Regions from separate parts of the Homo sapiens genome. Here region 1 is linked to region 2. A link is a loop called in an ENCODE intact Hi-C map of the cell type or tissue named here. Cell type or tissue: pancreas. All regions are shown on one strand. Links, peaks and the distances in the headings refer to the core of each region. The heading gives the core; the rest is flanking DNA.

Evidence for each region. Peaks named below come from ENCODE experiments on the same cell type or tissue, not always from the same donor. Only the 100,000 strongest peaks of a DNase experiment are listed, where the experiment ranks them.
Region 1: a loop joins it to region 2, with 4 times the contacts of the local background. A loop is called at or near these places in 67 of 110 quality-filtered maps.

The regions. Positions count from the first base shown.
Region 1 is chr17:79,186,800-79,197,057 of GRCh38, reverse strand. The region is part of intron 4 of RBFOX3 (RNA binding fox-1 homolog 3); the gene reads left to right. Among named protein-coding and RNA genes, the nearest start is that of ENGASE, 120 kb to the right of the region's middle. RefSeq lists an enhancer at 3,590-4,247 and a silencer at 8,812-8,971. In pancreas, for the core only: a CTCF peak has its summit at 8,889 (motif pointing left); DNase peaks (open chromatin) are centred at 4,361 and 8,916; H3K27me3 peaks cover 886 bases.
Region 2 is chr17:79,387,647-79,397,904 of GRCh38, reverse strand. The region is part of intron 2 of RBFOX3 (RNA binding fox-1 homolog 3); the gene reads left to right. Among named protein-coding and RNA genes, the nearest start is that of RBFOX3, 220 kb to the left of the region's middle. In pancreas, for the core only: CTCF peaks have their summits at 4,436 (motif pointing right), 5,934 (motif pointing right) and 9,250 (motif pointing right); DNase peaks (open chromatin) are centred at 4,434, 5,924 and 9,204; H3K27me3 peaks cover 3,263 bases.

The DNA.
Region 1 (10,258 bases), core at 1,233-9,232, 200 kb after region 2:
CATTCCTCCCGGGCAGATACCAAGCAGCCCCAGTGCCTACTACTTCCCTGTTAGCAGGCGTCAGTCCACCCGGGGTGCTGGAGGGCAGTGCAGAGAGGTGGTCTGTGGCTGGTTTCCACTTGGTGGGCCCCAGTACACTTCCACGGCACACCCCTCACCACACCGATGTGAGTTCTGAGAATGCAAACCAGTTTGAGCATAATCCAGAACAAACAGTAATTAGGAAGGTAAACCCGATGTGAAAATAAGCATAATGCATTCCTAATTCAAATAAGAATTATCTGTAGACTCTCTGCTCTTTCTGAATTATCAGTGGAACGTTCCACTCCATTGGCATAGATAATTGAGAGTTAACTGTACTTTCTGTACCAAGGCCTAGGAGATGAGCAGGGCAAGTGCAGTCCATCCGGGTGAAGAGAGGAAATTTCATCAGCAGTCTCATCTGGGCACTGCAGAGAGAAGGGACCTAGAACAAAACCAGGCACTTGGGGAAACTCAATAAGTATTTGTTGAATTAATTACCATGATTTATTGAACATCTACTATGTGCCAGCTGGTTTGTATATGACATGTTTTTGAATCCTCACAAGGTATTGTGGGAATGCGATACTGAGAGAGGTACTGCCGTCCCATTCTGATAGACGCAGACACCAACACTGGAGATGTTTAGTTGCTCGCTCAGAGTCCCACGGGTGGTCGGGGCAGAGATGGGCTGGACTCCGGGTCTGTGACTCCCAGGCTGGAGCGGGCCCCACTTTCTGCTGGAGGAGGGTGTGAGAAACAGCTGTGGCTGGGTGTGTGGTAGAAGGTAGGAGATGCGGGACTACAGTCTTCTTAGGAGCTCAAGATGATCCAAGCTCCACTCTGCTGCTGTTTCTCCAGTAGAAGGGGGCAGTGACTCCGACCCCGCATCCCGGCCTCCACTTCCCATCTTGGGACACTCCTCTACCCTGGGTTTCAGCTTCTCCATCCAACGAGATGGGAAGAATAATATTCACCCTCCCACTTCCTTCCCTCTGCCTTCAGAGGAGGCTGGGGTGGAGCATGAGGCTGAGGGTGCTCTGGGTGCCTGAGATCCAATTTGTCCAGGGTGTTCTGATGATGATAATTATCGCCATGCCCAGTTTCACTGGAATGGCATTTCCGAGGCCTCTCCTTCTACCTCGGAGAGAAAAATCAATAAGCTCACCCAGCAGCCAAATGCAAGCGAGTGCAGCCGCACGGGAGCTGGCCACTAGGACACTTTCTCCTAGCACAGGTCACAGGTTAGGAAGCAGAAGTATTTGCCTGTGAGCTCATCCCCAAACCCCAAAACAGAGTGCTGGTTTCCTGGTGCTGTCCGGTCGTAGGGGAGGGAGCACAGAAGGAAAGCCACCCCCGCCACCCCACCACTGGCCTCAGCAGACACTGTGTGCCTGCACAGCTGCAATGGTAGGACAAAATAAGGAGGCCCCAGTCTCAGATATCAGGATAGAGCAGACAGAAACCAAGAAACGTAGACTGAAATGGAGCAGACCCTTTTGCTGGGTGTCTGTGTTTTGGGATGGGGAGATCAGGGCAGGCTTCCTGCCCACACAGACTTGCGTGCGGCCTTACTCTAAGAAGAGACCCAGTTGGCTTTGCATTTTGCATTTCTTCTTCTTCTTTTTTTTTTTCAAGATGGAGTCTCACTCTGTCACCCAAGCTGGAGTGCAGTGGTGCAATGTCAACTCACTGCAACCTCTGCCTCCTGGGTTCAAGTGATTGTCGTGTCTCAGCCTCCTGAGTAGCTGGGACTGTACGCACGAGAGCCACCACCATGTCCGGCTTATTTTTTGTATTTTTAGTAGAAACAGGGTTTCACCATGTTGACCAGGCTGGTCTCGAACTCCTGACCTCAGGTGATCCACCTGCCTCAGCCTCCCAAAGTGCCGGGATTACAGGCATCAGCCACGGCACCCGGCCTGCACTTCTTCTTGAGAGGCTACCCGTGGCCAGGCACCGCGCAGGCAATGGGGATGATAGTGAGCTGATGTCGGTGGGGCTGAGCGGAAAGACATCTGCCCATGTTCTAGACCAGAGCTGCCCAATAGAAGCATAATGCAGGCCACACATGGAAATGCTTAATTCTTCAGCACCCACATTGAGAAAGTAAAACAAACAAAACTGGGGGCACTCAATTATACGCTTTATGTAACCCAATATACCTGAATATGATCATTTTGACATGTAATCTAGATACAAACTATTTTTTCACTCTTTTTATGGTCCCAAGTCATCAAAATCCCATGTGCATTTCACACACACACACACACACACACACACCCACACACACAGGGAGTGTCTCAATTAGAACCGGCCGTGTTTTAGCTCTGAATGCCCACATGTGGCCCGTGGCCCCTGCACTCAACAGCACCAGGTCTACACAAAACTCTTGAAGAACCAGGAAGCAGTTTTTTTTTTTCTTTTGAGACAGACTCTCACTTTGTCACCCAGGCTAGAGTACAGTGGCTGGTGCAATCTCAGCTCACTGCAACCTCCGCCTCCCAGGTTCAAGCAATTCTCCTGCCTCAGCCTCCCCGGTAGCTGGGACTACAGGCATGCCCACCATGCCTGGCTAATTTTTGTATTTTTAGTAGAGACAGGGTTTCACCATGTTGGCCAGGCTGGTCTTGAACTCCTGACCTCAAGTGATCCACCCGCCTCAGCCTCCCAAAGTGCTGGGATTACAGGTGTGAGCCACCGCACCTGGCTTCCAGGAGGCAGTTTGTACCTAGATTCCTGGCAGAACCCCCTTGCTCGGAATCTGGGCTCCCTTATCACAGACTCCTGCTCCACCTCTCAGCCACTAAGGCCCTAAAGAGCTGCAGAGGAGATCAGAGGCAAAGTCCATTTCTACCACAGCAGCTGTGGGAGCGAGGACAGCGCCATGTGAAAGGAGAGCAACATTGGTGTCTTCATGATAAAATCATCTCTGTTTTTTTACCAAAATTTTTTTCCAAGGAAAATGAACCCACAGGGCAGGGAGAACATCAGGGTTTCGGTGCTGCCTTCTGTCAGGCTCGAGCTGCACCACAGTGGGCCTTCCCTCTGCTGGTGATGCCCTGGCCTTCCTCCCTTCATGCTCTCCCACTCCCACCTCCTCCACCATCAGGCCTGCTCCCCTAGCCCGGAACACCTACCTCCCCCAGTGGTTTCCAGCCACCTTCCTGTGGGCCAGCATAAGTGATTCTCCTTCTAAATTGCCTCCCAATAGGCAGTGAGCAGACCACTTTTTCCTGTAGAGAAGAACTTGGCCTACTCAAGGCTCCATTGACCCTCTCCACAGCATTTACTCTCAAAAACACAATTCCAATACAGTAAAGATTCTAGTCTTCCCAGTGTGGATTTCCAATTACCCACACTCAGCCAAGTGGCAGCCACTTCATTATAATTCTGTAATTGCCATATAGAATTCCCATAAATTTGCTGTTAATTTTTAACCACTGCATCCTTCTCTTAGAAAGTGTAGCAATAATTTGAAAATCCATAGACAATATTTTTAAGTGGATAGAGGCAGAGCAGGGGGAATAAATCCAATGGGGCTGGGTTTAGAGAAAATCCTAATAAAACAGCAGTAGGGGGTTGGCGGGGGGAGGTGAGTATGGGGCTTCCTCCAACTTCAATGCAAACATTTCTTCCTAATATATGGTGTGTTGGTGGCAGCAAGGATTGATCAGAGTCTGATCCGGGAAGATCCTGCTCTTAAATGAGAATGGCTGTGTGCACCAGGTTCTCTGTTAATAGGCACATTCCCTGCCCCCACTGGGAGGTAATTTACAAGCCCGGCTTCCGAGCGTAATCTCCCCACATTGTGCTGCTCCCCGGTGCCTCCCAAATTGCAACACGGACCAGGTCTATAAAAGGTGCTTTGGAGGAAACGGCAGCCATGCCGGCATGCCTGCCCCTGCCCCCACCGAGCAAGTGAACACCCAGGTGCTCAGCAGAGGAATTAGCCTGCCTTTCAGGAGATGCTAATGAGGCAAGTTGGAAGCGGATGAGGTTCAGCCAGGAAGGAAACTGTTGGCCCCACAGAAGCCCTGGGCACCAGGGGCTGGCACAGAGGCCAGACAGATAGTCCTCACAGCAGCCTGCTTCCCTCTGGGGGTCAGGGATGGCAAAAGCTGGATCTCCTAAAGGGAGACAGAGCCAGTGAGAGTGTGCAGGGCCCCAAAGGGAGCAGCAGGCTAACTCAACAGGCGAGGATGTTTTGGTAAAAGGTGGCCATCAGCAGGGCTAGCCGCTGGCCACCCCTGCAAAACAGAGAGTTCACTGACACCCGTGCTTGTTTGGGCCCAGGGAGACAGAGGTGTAGGCAGCCACGGCGGCTCCAGGGTCTGGCTGGAGCTGTCCCTGGTGCTGACGGTCTCACTCTCGTGCCCGGTCCTTCCAGCTCTCGTTCCGTGCTGCCAGGAGGGTTTCAGCCATGGACATCCACATCCAGCCCCCGTGTCCACCCCTAGAAAAAGGAGCTATTGCCTCCAAGCTGGGAGGGTTATCAGGCAGCAGCAGCAATAAGAAATTGGGCCACAGAGCGATTTGAAGGTCCTGGTGTTTGATCTATTGCGGGGCTGGCTCCTTGCAGCTTTGCTGCTCCCGAGTTTGGTGACCTGAGAGAATTAAAGCTGCCTTAAATACAGTCTCTGTTGGCTGTATATTAATCAAGCAGGAATCAAAAGTCACAGCATCCTAGGGAAGTAAGAGCAGGAACAGACGGCTCCCCCCCATCCTGATGCAGCAACTCTCAGTGGGAGGAAAGGCCGGGAGCGGCTAAGAGCAGCATAGGGCCCTCAGCTGGCTGCCAACTTCCCACACCTCCTTGCCAGTGAATTCTCAGAAACCTCATGCCTTGGAACTGGAGAGTTGTGTTGGGGCCAAAACATCGCTGGACCCCAATGCTAGAGTGGATCAGGAAAGGGGAGGGATTTTCCTCCCAGGATCAAGAGGGAGGAGACGGTAGGGGGTTGGCAGGGGTGGCAGCCTCAGAATAGCTTCACACCTAACTCAAGACAAGCTTCCACACCCCCACCAGATAGGCACTTCCCCTGCTCTTGGGCAACTTTTAGGGACTAAAACACATCAGCATCCACTGCCCCATCTCTGCTCACCGGGCAGCAATTCACACAACTTCCCTGGTGTATCTTAGGCTGCCGGGAGGGAAGAGGCTGCCCAGGGTCCTGCCTAACCCTGCCTTCTCCTTGCTCTCAAAGCCTGAGAAAGGAACTCTTATCTGGCCTCTGTCATTGTGGAGGTGTGGGGAGGTGAGTCTGTAGGTTACCGTCTGCATCTGTTCCTTTGCTTCCTGGCAGATATGCTCGTCCCCACTCCCTTGAGTCCTGGGACAAGCTCAGCTCCCATGAGGCTTCGTTAGAAGGACCTTGCACCCCTACCTCCCGCCGCCGGCCGCCTCGTCACTCCATGGCCCGGCCCCTGTCTGCAGCTTGGCACTGGCTGCCTAGCAGTGCATCGGCCTCCCCAGGGCCACGCACTCTGCCAGGACAGTAATGCCTCTCCGGGCCTTTGTGTGCCTTGGGCTCCTAATGAGCTTTTAATGAGCTGACGCTTTGGCTTTAGGGGGCATGCAGGGGCAGGGGACGAACAGAGTGCCCGCCCCTCACATTCTGTTTCCCGAGGCCTTGCGGTTGCTTTTTAACTCACTGAGTGCTGGGGCTGGGGCTACAGGCAGCTGCTTTTTCCAGAGTCTTTCAGGTTTGGTCAGAGTTTGAAGGTCCTAACTTCCCAGTCCTGGGGTGCGGGGTACCCCCGGGCCACCATTCCCTCTCTACAGTGCTGCACGTGCTCTCCATGTGGCCTCTCCTTGCCCAGTGCTGGAGGAAGGGATATTGGTTTCTCTGTTAAGTAAGATTTTCTAAAAATTGATGGCAAATGGGAGCACCCAGCCACTTCACTGCTGGAGGTGGACCCTTGCTGCCTCTACCCAGGGGTCAGCTCAGACCCACCCGCTGTTGATGGAAGAACAAACCTTGACCTCTTCCCATGGGTCTCTACTCAGGAACCCTGAATGCTGTTTCCTCAGTTCAATTCTAACCAAACATGGTGCAAATTCATGCCGGCCGTAGCAATGGGAGCTACCCAAATTGTACCCACATTGTGTGTACAGTCTTCCCTTTTGGACACCCTGAGAGTGCAGGGCTCCTGTTCCCCATCGGTATGCAAGAGCTGTGCTCACTCAGCCCCCTCCCTTTATGCACGGCTTTGCTCTACAAGTTTTGGTCAGTGGCCCCAGTCCCTCCTGGGAGCTACAGGGAGCGGCAGTGGCTTCAGCTTCTGGTCTAAGCTCCCCCTTGTCACTCTTTCAAAGCCTTCACCCTTTGAATAAAATTAAGACGGAAAAGGTTTGTGTACCACGAGGCAGAGTTTCTTGGCACTCAGGGTGATAAAAACCTAACTGGGCTCCCCGGAGAGACAGCAGGGTCTCCCCCAGTGGAGAGCTTCAAGGGGAAAAAAAAGAGAGCACGTGTCTCTGAAGGCTTTGGTGTCTGCCAGCTAGAAGGCCGGGGACTGGGCGACGTGATGCCACTTCCCCTTCCAGCCCCATCACTCTTGTCCCTGAGGACTCCTTTCTTCTTCTTCACTCTGTTTTTTTGTTTTTTTTTTTTTTTTTGGTGAGACAGAGATTTACTCTTGTTGCCCAGGCTGGAGTGCAATGGCGCGATCACGGCTCACCGCATCCTCCGCCTCCCAGATTCAAGTGATTCTCCTGCCTCAGCCTCCCGAGTAGCTAGGATTAAAGGCATGTGTCACCACGCCTGGCTAATTTTGTATTTTTAGTAGAGATGGGGTTTCACCATGTTGCCCAGGCTGATCTCAAACTCCTGGCCTCAGGTGATCCACCCGCCTTGGCCTCCCAAAGTGCTGGGATTACAGGCGTGAGCCACTGCACCCGGCCTTCACTCTGTTATTTGATTGGGGGAAAGAGGTGACCTCAAACAGGAGGCTGGAGTTGACCCTGATGCTGAAGGAGAGCAAGTGGGGGTACCAAGAGTGATGTTAGCGGTGCATGCCTCCTGGGTGGGCTGCGTGGAGCAGCGAGTGATATGGGTTTTCCTTGGCTGGTGCGATCCCTGCCCTGGCAGGAGCAAAGGCTGTCATCAGTCATGTCTGCAGTGGGGGCCCAACCATCCAAGGGCACTTCACTGGATACCCAGTCCGAGCTGGAGTCATCATCTCCAAGCAAATATACAACTTCCCAAGCCATTCAGGACTCTCTTTTCTGTAGCCATCTATGGTCTGGGCACAAGGGCACACATGCACAGGCTTGGGCAGGACAGGAGGGCTCGGGGCTGGTGGGTCAGCTGAGCACGGGGTGAGGGCCCAGGAAATTGGGCGCTGCATGGAAGATCAGCTAGGAACGCTGAGGGAGGGCTTCCTTGGTCTAGCAGCAGCTCCTCTCCTTGGCGTCATCACAGGGCTCAGCAACCCACTGAGTCCTCGCGACCTCCTGCCTAATGAGAAAGAGGAAATTCGAGATAATTGCTGCACAGACGGAGCGGTGGTGTGATTAGTAAACGCCCAAGCTATTGCAAATGACTATTACATTAACGGATTTGGTTTGGGGTTGATCCTGTTAGGAGAGAGAGCCAAGGGCTAACGACGAGCATGTTCACAGAAGGGCATGAGCCCAGCACAGTAGTCGAAGGGAAGAAAAGGGCTCCCATAAATCCAAGTTCCAAGTCTTGCCTTCTGGCCCAGACGCTGCCTCTAACTGGTTGTGTGACCTTGGACCACCTCTGTGATCCTAAAAGGGTCATCATATATCGAATGGGCATCATTACACCTTCCCTACCTAACTTGTGATGATCAGGTGAGATACATGAAGGCTCTTTGAAAAGGTTAGGAAAGCACTGAGCAGATACAAGGTATTGTTACAGTTAGCAATCAGTAATAATAAATTGCCATTCTCCCCCTTTGTGTGCTTCTGTTCCTGGGAAGTTTAAGCAAATGGCCAGGCTCTTGAGCCTTCAGATGAGAGACAGAAATCAAAGTGCCCCCCTCTTCCTTTGGCTTCTGTGGGATTCTGGGCCCAGTTTGCCAAACGGTGGCTTGGCCACAGCTGGCACTGAAGACCAAAGATCTGTTTCTCCCAGGCTCTGCTCAGCCTAGGCTGTCTCCTTGCCAGGAGCTCATGGCCCAGATGCAGCAGGAGCTTGCAACGAGCTTTCCAGGGCCGCAGCTTCCAAGGCCTCTTACCCACCGAGCCCTGGGGTGGAACATCACAGTGCTGGCTGCTTTCAGATGTTCCTTTTGCTCGGTGTAGAGCTCGCTCGCCTTCCACAGAAGAGGAGAAGGGAGAAGTCCTGGGGGCTCATTTAAAATAAATAAAGCTTGGCAACAGTGCGGAGTGGAAGGAGCAGAGTGAGCGGCACCCACAGCCCCTTCTCTGAGCGCATTCCTCCGGCTCCTGGGCCCCCGAGGGGAGAGGAACTTGCAAGAGAGAGATGTGCTTATAACTGCAACCCTGTGCAACTCCTGGCTCTGCCCATATATCTCAAGTGTGCCCTTCGCTTTCAGTCTCCCTGTATTTATTATGTTTAATTTTGCTGGGACATGGTTGTAAGTGAGACGGATGGACCCGAATGTGGCTGGCAAACGCCTCTTAATTAAACAGATAAATAAACTTCCTTTGCACGCCGATTTTTACTTTTGCTGCAGTCTCTGCTGGGGCCAGGGGGACAGTGCCAGTGGGTGGGGGACCCCCGCTGAGCCGGAAGGTGAGTGCTGGCCCCGGCAGCTGGGCTGGGCTTAGCTTTCCCTCTGCACTGCTGAGGACCCCTGGCAGAGGGAGGCAGAGGGGGTTGGGGGTGGGGAGCACCCCAGCAGCCCTTCCTCGCAGGCCAGCCGGTGAAGGTGGTGTGAGTGGGCCCTCTGCTGGCCACCTCCAGCGAGGCCTCGCCTGCCAGGGCTGCACCGACGGCTCATCCCTGGGCTTGCTTCACCCCTGCTTGCAGGGACCCTCTGCCGGCTTTTCTGCCCTTCTGGGGAGATTAAACAGGCCAGAACAAAGTGGAAGCAGCCCCCGACTCCTGATATAAGGAAGCCGCCTCCTCTGGGAATGTGAGAATTTCTACATTTTTTTAAAAAAAGGCTGACGAGTTTCCCATCCCCAAGCTGACCTTGCCCCATGGTGTCTGCCGGGTTTCCCATCCGCAGCCTGACCTTCCCCCATGGTGTCTGCTGGGTTTCCCATCCCCAGCCTGACCTTGCCCCGTGGTGTCTGCTGGGGGCATCCCATGAAAGCCTGAGTGGGGGCTTCTCCCTGACTCCAACCCTGTTGCCCTGGCTGCTGAATTGGGACATTAATTCCCCTGCAAAGTGTTCCATGGTGATACAGGACTCCAGCTGGTCAGAGTGGCTTCTTGGCTCTCCCCACACCCCATCACACACACACAGGCACGCACACATCCTCCCATCCCTGAGCCATGCCCACCCCACCCCACTGTGGAGATCTAGTTCTGCCACTCTGCCTCTTTCGTCCCCCAGTGCTCATGCCCAAGCCCAGGCCAAATACCCCAGGGCTGGGGCAGGAAGGTCTGGCTCTGCGGAAAGCACGATGTATTTGTCGATGAAGGCTCGGCTTGGCGCGGCCAAGCACAGCTGCAACCAGAGACTGTGAGCTCACTCCTTGTCCTGGGAGCGCTGCTGCCAAGCTGCACACTGTCCTCACGGCGCAGGGGAAGCCTGAGGATGGTCGGCCTGGGCGCCTGGAAGGGGAAAGAGGGGCAGGAGCATGAGGAATTCACCTCCCTTCCTCCCCTAAAGGGAGTGTGGAGTTGCTTCCTTTCTACTATGATTTGCCACTTGCCACCTTGGGAATTTCCAAAGGACATGGGTAGGGGTCAAAAGAAATACTCCCCCAAGTCATCTGACCACAGGACTCATTTGGCCCACCTTTTGTTAAAAACACAGGCCACCTTGGAGTCTAGTATTCCCCTGCACACCTTTTAGCAAATGCTCTCCCAGGGAGAATCCTGTGTGTCCATTTCACAGAGGTACACACTGAAGAGATTCAGGGCATCTGGCAAGGTTACGTGGGCCAGAATTTCCCAGGCAGGCACGCTCAGGGAAGCTGGGGAAGACACGCCCTGCCCAACTGGAGGAGAGGCAGTGCCTGCACCCTCCAAGGCCCCTGCCAGGGAAGGTGACATAGGATGGGGGCAGGAAGGAGCCAGGAGATCTCCAAAGCCTTGGAACCATCGGAACCTTCTGAGGTGCCTCCCTT
Region 2 (10,258 bases), core at 1,259-9,258:
TCCATCTTCCCAGCCCCAGGGCCTCTGTTTGTGGTTGTAGCTTTCGGTGCTGGCATCGAACTGTCAAGGCTGAGACACCTCCCCTGCCCACCGCTGTGGCCTGAGAAAGGTATCCAGAAAAACAGAGGGTTCCCCGACGTCCTGGAGGCCTCCCGGGGGTGGTAACAGGTCCCTGCCGTGACTCCTGTGATGCAGCTGGTTTATCTCAGCCATTGGACCATGTCGTAAAGGAAAAGATGTCAGTGAGGTGTGAGCTGGGCTGCTCTAAATCAGACACTATGGCCAGCTCACCTGGCCCGAAGCTTAAATCTGCCCTAGGTTGATTTTGATGGGAAATGAGGTATGCGAGGAGGCTCTTAATGGGCTTTTCTAAACTTCTGGGGGTGGGGGTCGCACTTTTTTTTTTTTTTTGGGGATGGAGTCCTCCTCTGTTGCCCAGGCTGGAGGGCAGTGGCATTATCTTGGCTCACTGCAACCTCCACCTCCCGGGTTCAAGTGATTCTCCTGCCTCAGACCCCCGAGTAGCTGGGACTACAGGTGTGCGCCACCAGGCCCAGCTAATTTTTTTTTTAAATTTTTTATTTTTAGGAGAGACAGGGTTTCACCATGTTGGCCAGGATGGTTTCGATCTCTTGACCTCATGATCCGCCTGCCTCGGCCTCCCAAAGTGCTGGGATTTCAGGCGTGAGCCACTGCGCCCAGCCCACGCTTCTTAAAAGGATAGTCACTTATTTGAATGTAAATAGTGATGCTATGGCAAGGAAATCCTGCCTGTCCGCGGGGCTGTGGGGAGGCGTCTCCTGGAAACACTGATGCTGTGAAAGTGACAAAGCTGTATTTCTTTATTCCCAAATCCACCCCTTGAGACAGGTCGTCCTTGCAGCCAGGAAGCATTTCCAAGATTCAGGCTCTGCGGCTTAGCCTGGTGCGCGTTCCCTGCCGCTGTGACAGGGGTTCGTTCTCCTTGCAGACTTCCCTACCATGGATGACAGGTCCCACCCTGGCCCGGCTTCACGGACCCGTGACCGGTGGAGGCGCTGGAAGCTGCACTCAGAAGGGATCCAGGCTGGGTTTCATGCCCTGTTGTTGCTGTCTGGGAATTCTGGACAACTTTTTAATGAGGGGATGGTCCCTGCAAATTATGTAGCTGGTCCTGCCCACAGCCTGGGGCCCGAGGGGGACAGCTTTCATCCCTCCGAGCAGTAGGTGGGCCTACCCAGGCCAGCTGGACAATGACAGCCCTCCTGAGTCTGGGTCCCTTTTTTCTCTGGATAATGACGGGGTGGCCAGCACCTGTGAGGATGCCCTCCCACTTAGAGAGCAGGGTGGGCATAGGGCTGGGGAGGGGGTCTCAGGGGGAGTCAGAATAAAATTTGCATTAAGGAAGGAGGTCCTTTCCCCCTTTCTGGAAAGAAACCCTTAATTCTTCTGGTATCATTGTGCTGGAGAAGACAGAGGTTTATTTCAGGGAGTGGGGAGCCCCTTTTCCTTAGGATGCTGCATTTTAAAGGGCAAGGCCAGGATGAGCAGGGAGAGAAGCAAGAGTCCTCGTGGGCAGCAGAGGTCACTTTGCAGCATCTCAGACGCACAGACACAGGGAGCTTCAAGTTTGGGCTTCTCTGTTCTGAGCTCAGCCACACCCTTCTCCCCCGGCTCTGCCCAGTCCAAATTTGATCCAAAAGGGTATCTTTCCTTCCACTGGAGGTCCAGGCAGCCAAGGTGGTAACCAAAAGAAGGTGGGAGGCAGGTTTTGGAGGCAGGGCCCTCCGGCCCCAGGTGGAGACGTGGCTTTGCACCCTGCCCTGTTACTTTTGAGATGCTCAGAGTTCTGGGGAAGGACTCAGGGGCTCAGACATCCTCAGGTCCTGGCAGCTTGAGCATCCAGATGACACCAGACCCGGATCCTGGAACGGAAACCAGTGGCAGGCGGGGCTCCTTGTGTGCACCTTGTTAGTGCACCTGTACCCCAGACCAAGGGTGAGGGATGCCCCATGGCCTAGCTGCAGCCCCGCTGGCAGGTGAGGGTCTACCCCTTCTGCAGGATGCTCTGCTCCCACAGCCAGGAGGGGATCTCAAGCCTCCTGAGTCACCGAGGCAGCCTCAATCCAGGGCTGACGTGATGGGCTCCTGGTCACGTCACGGCTCAGCCACTTGCTGTTGTTGACCTTGGGCAAGGCGCTTCTGCCTTGTGCTTCAGCGTCCTCCTCTGCAAAGCGAAAGACCACCAGTCCCACCCGTTGGGGTTGGGGGAGATGACCCACTGGAAGCCCCTGGATCAGTGCCCGGCACACACTAACTGCCAGGCGGGCGCCAGCTGTCACCATCCAGTGTGAAGGGAACCTCGCTGTCCACTGTAAACCACAGCCCAGAGCTCTTGGCTTGTGTGCTGAGCCTGGCTTAGGAGAGAGGGTCTCAAAGACACCTTTGGCCTCAGTGAGGGTCACCTGTACAAATGGAGCCGTGTGTGGCTCACAGATGTGATGCAGCTTAAGCGAGGCCAGACACATAGCAGGTCCCCAGGAAGTGTGGTTCCTCCCGGCACTGAGCGGTGGTTGGCTCCACTGTGCTCAGTCCAGGTGTGGAATGCCCCATCCCTTAGGAGGGGTCCTCCCAGGCAGGGAGCCAAAGGCTTGCTCAAGATAGAGCCTGCAGCTGTTCTCCACAGAGGCCGCCACACATTGCTGGGTCCGGTGTCAGCTCATCGTGGCTGCAAATGAAACAAAGGGACTAACAAAAACATCTAGCCCTTTGCCACTGATCCTTGAATCCCTGGTCTCCGGCAGAAGGTTGACGGGAGGCCCAGATAGAGCACTGCTTTGCGGGCCTGGATCCCCATCAGTCGCACTGAATGACAGCAGCTGTGGCCACCACTGGGATGGCTGATCCACCTTTAAGGCTGTTCTGGAAGGCTGCACTTAACCCTGGGTTCTCATCCACCCTTCTGGCACCTCCTGACGTCTTGCCGCCTCTCTGCGTCGTCCCACCTGCACACGCCCCGAGCGCCTGTGTTGCGTCTCCAGGCCCTTCTCCTAGCTCTTCTCATATCCCTCTACCTCACTGGGTCACTCATGTAGCGAGGGCCCGGGACGTCTCAGGAGTGGGGCAGAGCTGTGGCTCCAATGAGCCTGGGGTAGTTGAGGAGAGAGATGTGTGGGTCAGTGGGGGCTCAGGCTTCAGTGTTGGAACAATTATCTGTGCAAAGAGACTTGGATAAAGAGGCATGGTCCAAGGCTTCAGACAAGACCATTTAGAGTGGGGGCCATTTGTTTACTCTGTGGACCTGTTTCCAGTTCACGTCCTTCATTTGCTCATCTCGCTGGGAGGACTGTGCGTGCTGCCTTGACTGTCAGCCTCCTGTCCTGGAGTGGATGGAGAAGGACAGGCCCTTGAGGCTGGCGTGGCTTGCTCCATTTTTGGCCAAGCACTAGGGTGCCGGCCTAGGGTGGACATAGAAGCCAGACTGTTTTCCAGGGGGTAAGATGAACCCCACCTGCACTCAGAGGGCCCTGGAGACCCCTGCCCCAGTGGTGGAGATGGGGGCTTGGCTGGGCTCTGGCCTCAGGGTCACTCTGCACTGTGGGGAGTGAGTGTCTCAGTGATCAGGGTGCAGGGTGAGCTCCTCCCTGGACCTGGACACAGTGTCGTCCTTGAGTCCCTCATGCTTTTCCATCCTGGGCCCTCTGTCCATTCTCGCAGATCTCAGCCCACAGGCGAGGGCTCAGATGTGTGTGTGATGACCGATTCAGATGATGTGCGCGGGGACCAACTCAGATGTGCGTGATGATTGGCTCAGACGATGTGCATAGTGACCGGCTCAGATGATGTGTATGATGACGGGCTCGGATGTGCACTGATGACCAGCTCCGATGTGTGTGATGACCAGTTCAGATGATGTGCACGGGGACAGACTCAGATGTGCATGACTGGCTCAGACGATGTGCGTGGTGACCGGCTCAGATGATGTGTATGATGACCGGCTCAGATGTGCATTGATGGCCATCTCTGATGTGTGCGATGAATGGCTCAGATGATGTGCGTGATGACCGGCTCAGATGATGTGTGTGATGACCAGCTCAGATGTGCATGATGACTGGCTCAGATGATGTGCATGATGATGACCAGCTCTGATGTGCATGATGACCAGCTCTGATGTGCGTGATGACCAGCTCAGATGATGTGTATGATGACCGGCTCAGATGTGCGTGATGACCGGCTCAGACGATGTGTGGCGACAGGCTCAGATCATGTGTGTGATGACCGGCTCAGATGTGCATTGATGACCGGCTCCGATGTATGTGATGACTGGCTCAGATGTTCATTGATGACCAGCTCCGATGTGTGTGATGACCCGCTCAGCATCCAGTGTGCTATTGCCCTGGCCAGGAGCAGGAGCAGATTGCCGACCAGGAGCCAGCTCCCAGCAGTGCCAGCCAGCGCCGCGAGGTGGCGCCAGGGACCACACGAACGGAGAGCGTTTCCCTGCGGCTGCTCACTGGCCGGGTCTCCCCTGAGAGGCTTGCTTCGTCCAGCATCTCCCTCCCAGTGTATTGTAACCACGACTCTCCTGTCTTCTAACAAGCAAGTTAGGTGCAGGTGGAAGTGTGGGGTTGGGGTGTGGGTAGGAGAGGTGCCCCAAGCCTCCCTTTCCCCCTGTGCTGCAGCAGGCGGCTACGCGGGTGGAACTGAACTGTGAAACCCCAAATCCGTCTCCATAAAGGTTTTGTGTGTTTGAGAAAAAATGCCTTTGCACTCTGCTATGTTCTATCTCTTGCTCATATCACAGTTCATTGTGTATATTTTACAACTCCTACATATTTTGGGGGCACAGGTGCAATTTTGTTACATGTGCAGACTGTGTAGTGGTCAAGTTGGGGCTTTGGTCTCCATCACGATGCACTTGGAATTGCAAATTTTGGTGGTTCTCTTGCTTGGTAGTTTAGGTTTGGGGAAAGGAAATGTGTGTTCGTTAACTGATAAATATTCCTATTTAGTAAGTACATGTCAGGATAAATGAGAAGGAATCCTTTCTCCTCAGAGAAGCTCTGCAGGAGTCAGTGTCTCAGTCAGCAGCAGCAGGTTATGCTCAGTAACAAACAACCCCACATCAGAGATCTGTAGCAATTGCGGGTTGATTTCTGGCTCATATGCATCTTGGTTCCTGAGGGTGTTGTGCTGTGCTGTTGCCCTCACTCAGGACCCAAGCTCATAGAGCCACTGCCCGATGCTTGCCAGATATCGGGAAGAGAGGGTGTGGTACTGCACACACTGTTGGTTCTGCAAACTTCGGCTGGAAGTGACACCCCTCTGCTCCCATTTTGTTGGGCAAAGCAAGTCACGGGATGGTGCCTAACTTAAGTGGGTGGGAAGGGCAGCTCCCCGTGGCTCCAGCAGGAACAGGAGCCAGGAGATTATGAACAACCTCAGTGACAGCCACAAGACACCTGTACCACCGACATTACCATGCACCTGTGAGTGGCCGGGCCCTGCGCTCACTACCGTGTGAGAGTTAGCTTATGAATCTTCACAACTCCACAATGAAAGACGGTGAAATCACGTGCCCAGGATCACACAGCTAGTAAGTGGCAGGGCTGGAATTCAGGGCCAACTGGCTGCAAGGTCCGTGTGCTGAGCTGCCTCTCTCTGCTGTGTGAGTTTGGATTCTGGAACAATCGTTGGCATAACTAACCACTGAGAAAAGAGACGGGGGTGAGGAGGCTGCCCCAGTTTTCTTTACTGTTAGCTCTGTGATGTGCTGTTGTTGGCTCCATTTCACAGAGGAAGGTGCTGAGGCTAAAAGAGTTTGCCCAAGGTCCCGCAGCGGGTCCGAAGTGCCCGGGCACTATGGGAACCCTGTTGCTTGTCGGTGTCTGTTTCCAAGACGGCAGAAAGCCTGACCATCGCGGGGCCCTGGCGGGAGCGTTGCCATACAAGTTTCCTTCCACCAGGGGGAGCACGTGCCTTCTCAGCAAACCCGCGACCTGTGAGCTTCAGAACCGGGAAGGAGGGGACCTGGGGCTTGTCCAGCCTGGAGCCTTTTTTTTTTAACAGATTCGGAAACCGAGGATCAGAGCGGGGGTGTGCTGTCCCCCAAACACATGCGTACTGGTTCTCGTTGTCATGCATGTTGGTGGTCCTGGTGTCTCCACATACCCCCCACCCTAACTCACACGTGCACACAGACTTTCCTGTGCCCACACACGCTCACACGCACATATATGTGGATGCACAGGCAGGCAAGTACACACGCATGTATGCACATGTGCACGTGTACATGTACCTCACTGGGCCTCATTTCTTCATTCCTAAAACTAAATTCCTAATTCCTAAAAGTGAATCAGCACCTGTGAGGTTGGTTTCGGGTGAGATTAAAATCGGTGGCATTTGCCGTATTTGGGCGGACAAGTCATGAACTTGACATTTTAGATAATAATTCAGGAAGATGTTATGATACCACCCATTATTAAGCAGAGGAGACTGAGGCTCAGAGAAGTTAGGTAACCTGCCCGAGTGTTCACCAATCGTGGGAAGGAGAGCTGAAGCTTGAACCCAGGTGTGCTGGGTTTAAATCCTCCCTTTTTCTCCCCCTGAGACAGCTGGTCATTGAGGGTCAGGTGAGAGGTGCTGGAGCTGAGACCCCAGCTTGGGGGTTGCGCTAAGGAATTTGGATTTCATCCTGCAAGCAGTGGGGAAGTCGCTGACGGTTGAAGAGAAGCTGGAGTTTGATACAGTGGTAGTGAGGTTTTAGAAAAGTTAATCAGACTGTCTGGAAAAAGAGAGGCTGGTATCAGGGAGCCTGGCTGGCAGGGGTTACAGGCCACCAGACCCGAGGTGCGAAGGCTCCCATGGCAGTGGGTAGAAGAGAGACTTTGAAGAGACAGCGAGAAAGCCTTCCAGGGAAGGATCTGTGGGAATCAGGGGGCTGTGGAGAAGAAAGCGGGAAGAGAGAAGGGAGAAGCAGAGCTGGCTTTGGGTGGGTCCAGGAACTCCCTGCCGGCACCCGAGCAGTCCCACCAGGGGCTCATCCCGAGGTGTCTGGGCAGGAAGGTGCCTCCTGGTGAGGGGTTCCGCTGCCTCAACTCTCAGATGCTCCATGCGCTCCTCCAGTTTCCCACTGCCAGGATCCCCACCCTGAACTCGCCTCTGGCAAACTTTGAATGGGCCATGCGTTGGGAGGCCGAGACGGGCAGATTGTCTGAGATAAGGAGTTCGAGACCAGCCTGGCCAACATGGCGAAACCCTGTCTCTACTAAAAATACAAAATTAGCTGGGTTTGGTGGCAGGCGCCTGTAATCCCAGCTACTTGGGAGGCTGAGGCAGGAGAATCACTTGAACCTGAGAGGCAGACGTTGTAGTGAGCCGAGATTGTGCCACTGCACTCCAGCCTGGGCGACAAGAGCGAGACTCCATCTAAAAAAAAAAAAAAAAAGCAGTGGCGCAAAGACTGTATTTCCACGCCGGTTGGACTCTGAGTGCATTTTCCAGCACCAAAGTGGGCAGATGGGGCTGAGCCCCGAATGAGCTGGAACCCGTCACCTGGCCGTGATGGTCGTGATGAAACCACAGCGTGGCAAAGCCAAACTCAGAGTGGAGTCTAAGAAGTCCCCCCGGGATGCTGGTGTCTGCCAGCTAAAGGATTGCAGGATGATGGGGCGGAGGGATGTGTTATTCTAGGAGGACCTCTGGGCACTTGAAAGTCAGTGCAGCGTCCCGGAGGTTGGACACCTCAGAACTCTGTGGACTTGCCCTTCACTGCTGCTGGTCCTCCTCTGTGGACCCAGCCCCTCGGCCGGGTGGCTGGCTACGGAGACCCGGAGGCTGCGGAGACCCGGAGGCTGCGGAGACCCGGCGGCTGCGGAGACCTGGAGGCTACGGAGACCTGGAGGCTGCGGAGACCTGGAGGCTGCGGAGACCTGGAGGCTGCGGAGACCCGGAGGCTACAGAGACCTGGAGGCTGCGGAGACCTGGCTCTGGTTGCTCCAAGGCCTCCTTCTCAGCTGAAACCCTCTCTGCTTTGGAAACAGAAAACGCTAGTCTCCAGCCCTGCAGTATCTGAGCATGGCCCTGGCCCCCTCAGTCTCCTCTCATTCTAAACTGTTGTCTTTTGTGCCTTTGTATAAATTAATTCGTGCTGATGAACCACTGAGCACTGGTTCCCCAAGTACGGTCCCCAGCCTGGAAGTACTGGCATTCCCCAGGAACGTACAAGAAAGGCATGTCGTCTGTCCCACCCCAGATCTCTGGAGTCAGGCAGTCTGGAAACCGGCCCAGCATGCTCATGTGTCATGTGTCGGTAAGGCTGCCCTTACCTGAGTGGAGACCCACTGAGGCCGAGGCAGGGTGGGGGACTCAGTGTTTAACAATAGGCTCTTCCAAAGGAACTAAAGCAGGTTGATGTGTAGCATTTGTCAATTCCCCTGCTGTAAATACCCCCTCAAGGGCTGTCAGCTGCTGTCAGCTGGCTTGTAGAGTTCCTGAAAAGTACGAACCAGCTGCAGCATTACTGACGGGGAGAAGTCAAAAGTCCAGAAAGGGGGCCTCCCAGGGGCAGGAGTGCTCCAGAGAATACCCAGCTACTGTTTATTTGGGCATCTCATTCTAGGGGTCCCCAGACCTTTGTGTTTCTACCCCCAGTCCTCCATATGTCACATAACCACCAACTCTCGTTGCACACCAAAGGGGTGAGTGACCCGAGGTTTGGTGGTTAGTGCTCTCCTGGAAGAGCAGCGAGGGAGAGAGGAAGGGGACCCCAAACTTCAAAAGTGAGTTTCCTCCCCTGTGACGCGGTGCTTGCCACACCGCCCCCCCGCGCCCACCGCTTCGTCCCTCCGTCTCTGTTCTCATTCATGGTCAGTGTGGAGGAAGGATGTAGAGAAAAGGCCATTGGTGGGGCCACGTCTCCCTCTGAAATGCTTATTGCAGGAGGCGAAGGAAGCTGAGAGGCAAGGCCCCAGTTCTAAAGGATTGGAGGGCTTGGCGGCTGGGAGGAGTTAAGGGAATCTGTTCCCTGCCGCTGGGAGAGGATGGTGATCGGTGAGCACAGCTCAGAGATAAGTGGTTAGCGGGCAAGATGAATTATCAGTGGGGCTGTGGTGGCCACCTGTGTGAGTGATGCTTGGCGAGAGGCTCCGGCAGCACCGGGGCATGTGCAGGAGGGGTGGCTGGAGGCGGCTGCTGAGGAGCTGCCACCTGTGTCCTTGCCGGGAACCCTGGCCGGGACGTGGACATCCTCCGTGGCCACTAGAGGGTAGTGCTGCTGCAGGTGGGAACGAGATCCAGCCCGCAGCTGTGCAGTGAGCTTCCTGGAGCAGGGGCGCTCAGAGCCAGCTTAAATCCCCTGTTTTTAAAAGAGATTAGAGATTTATTAAAAATCTTCTCTTTTAAAAATGCCTGCCTTTGGTGACTAAGTAAGGCGCATGCAGGTGGGAAGGCATCTGGACACAGCTGAAAACGATTCCATGTGTGTTGGAAGAAGTAGGGAACAGGCTCCATGCGTGGGGAGATGAGTAACCCTTGACAAAGCTCCCTAAAACAGGATCTTGCACTGGCTCTGCATCCTCGTTCAGCCGTGGTCATGCCTGGGTGCTTTTGAGGCCCTGGAAGGGCCCAACTCCTTGTTCTCTCAAGCTCTTCTGGCCTGGGCATGACTCTTCTGTGATAGAGCCCCCACCCCAGTCACAGCCCATGGAGCACATGGGGGCTGCGTAGTTATGGCCCAGTCTGTGTGGTCAGAGAGCTGCTAACACACATGCACACACACATGCACACACATTTGTATGCACAACCACACATGCACATATACATGTCCACATGCACACACATGCACACGTAGGCACACACACTGCACAGTGCACACATGTACATGCACACAAGTTCATATCCACTTGCATGCACACACACACACACGTACACATTCACACATGCACACACAGGTACACGTTCACACATGCATGTACATGCACACATGTACACATGCACACGCATGTATGCACACTCGTACACACAATCACACACTCTTGCACATGTGCACACACACTGTACAGTGCACACATACCCATGCACACGTTAGTCTGGTCCTGCTCTTGGGGTATGGGTTGGGAAGGAGTGGGCTCTTCCCTTGAACTCCAAGTGCCCAGGCCCCCTGCAGTGTGGTTATGGGTTTTCAGGAGGCAAGAAGAATCTTCCTCCTGCTCCCAGTGAAAGAAGTGGCCCCACTGCACCCAGCCTGGGGGCCCCCAGTCCAACAACATGGCACATAGGC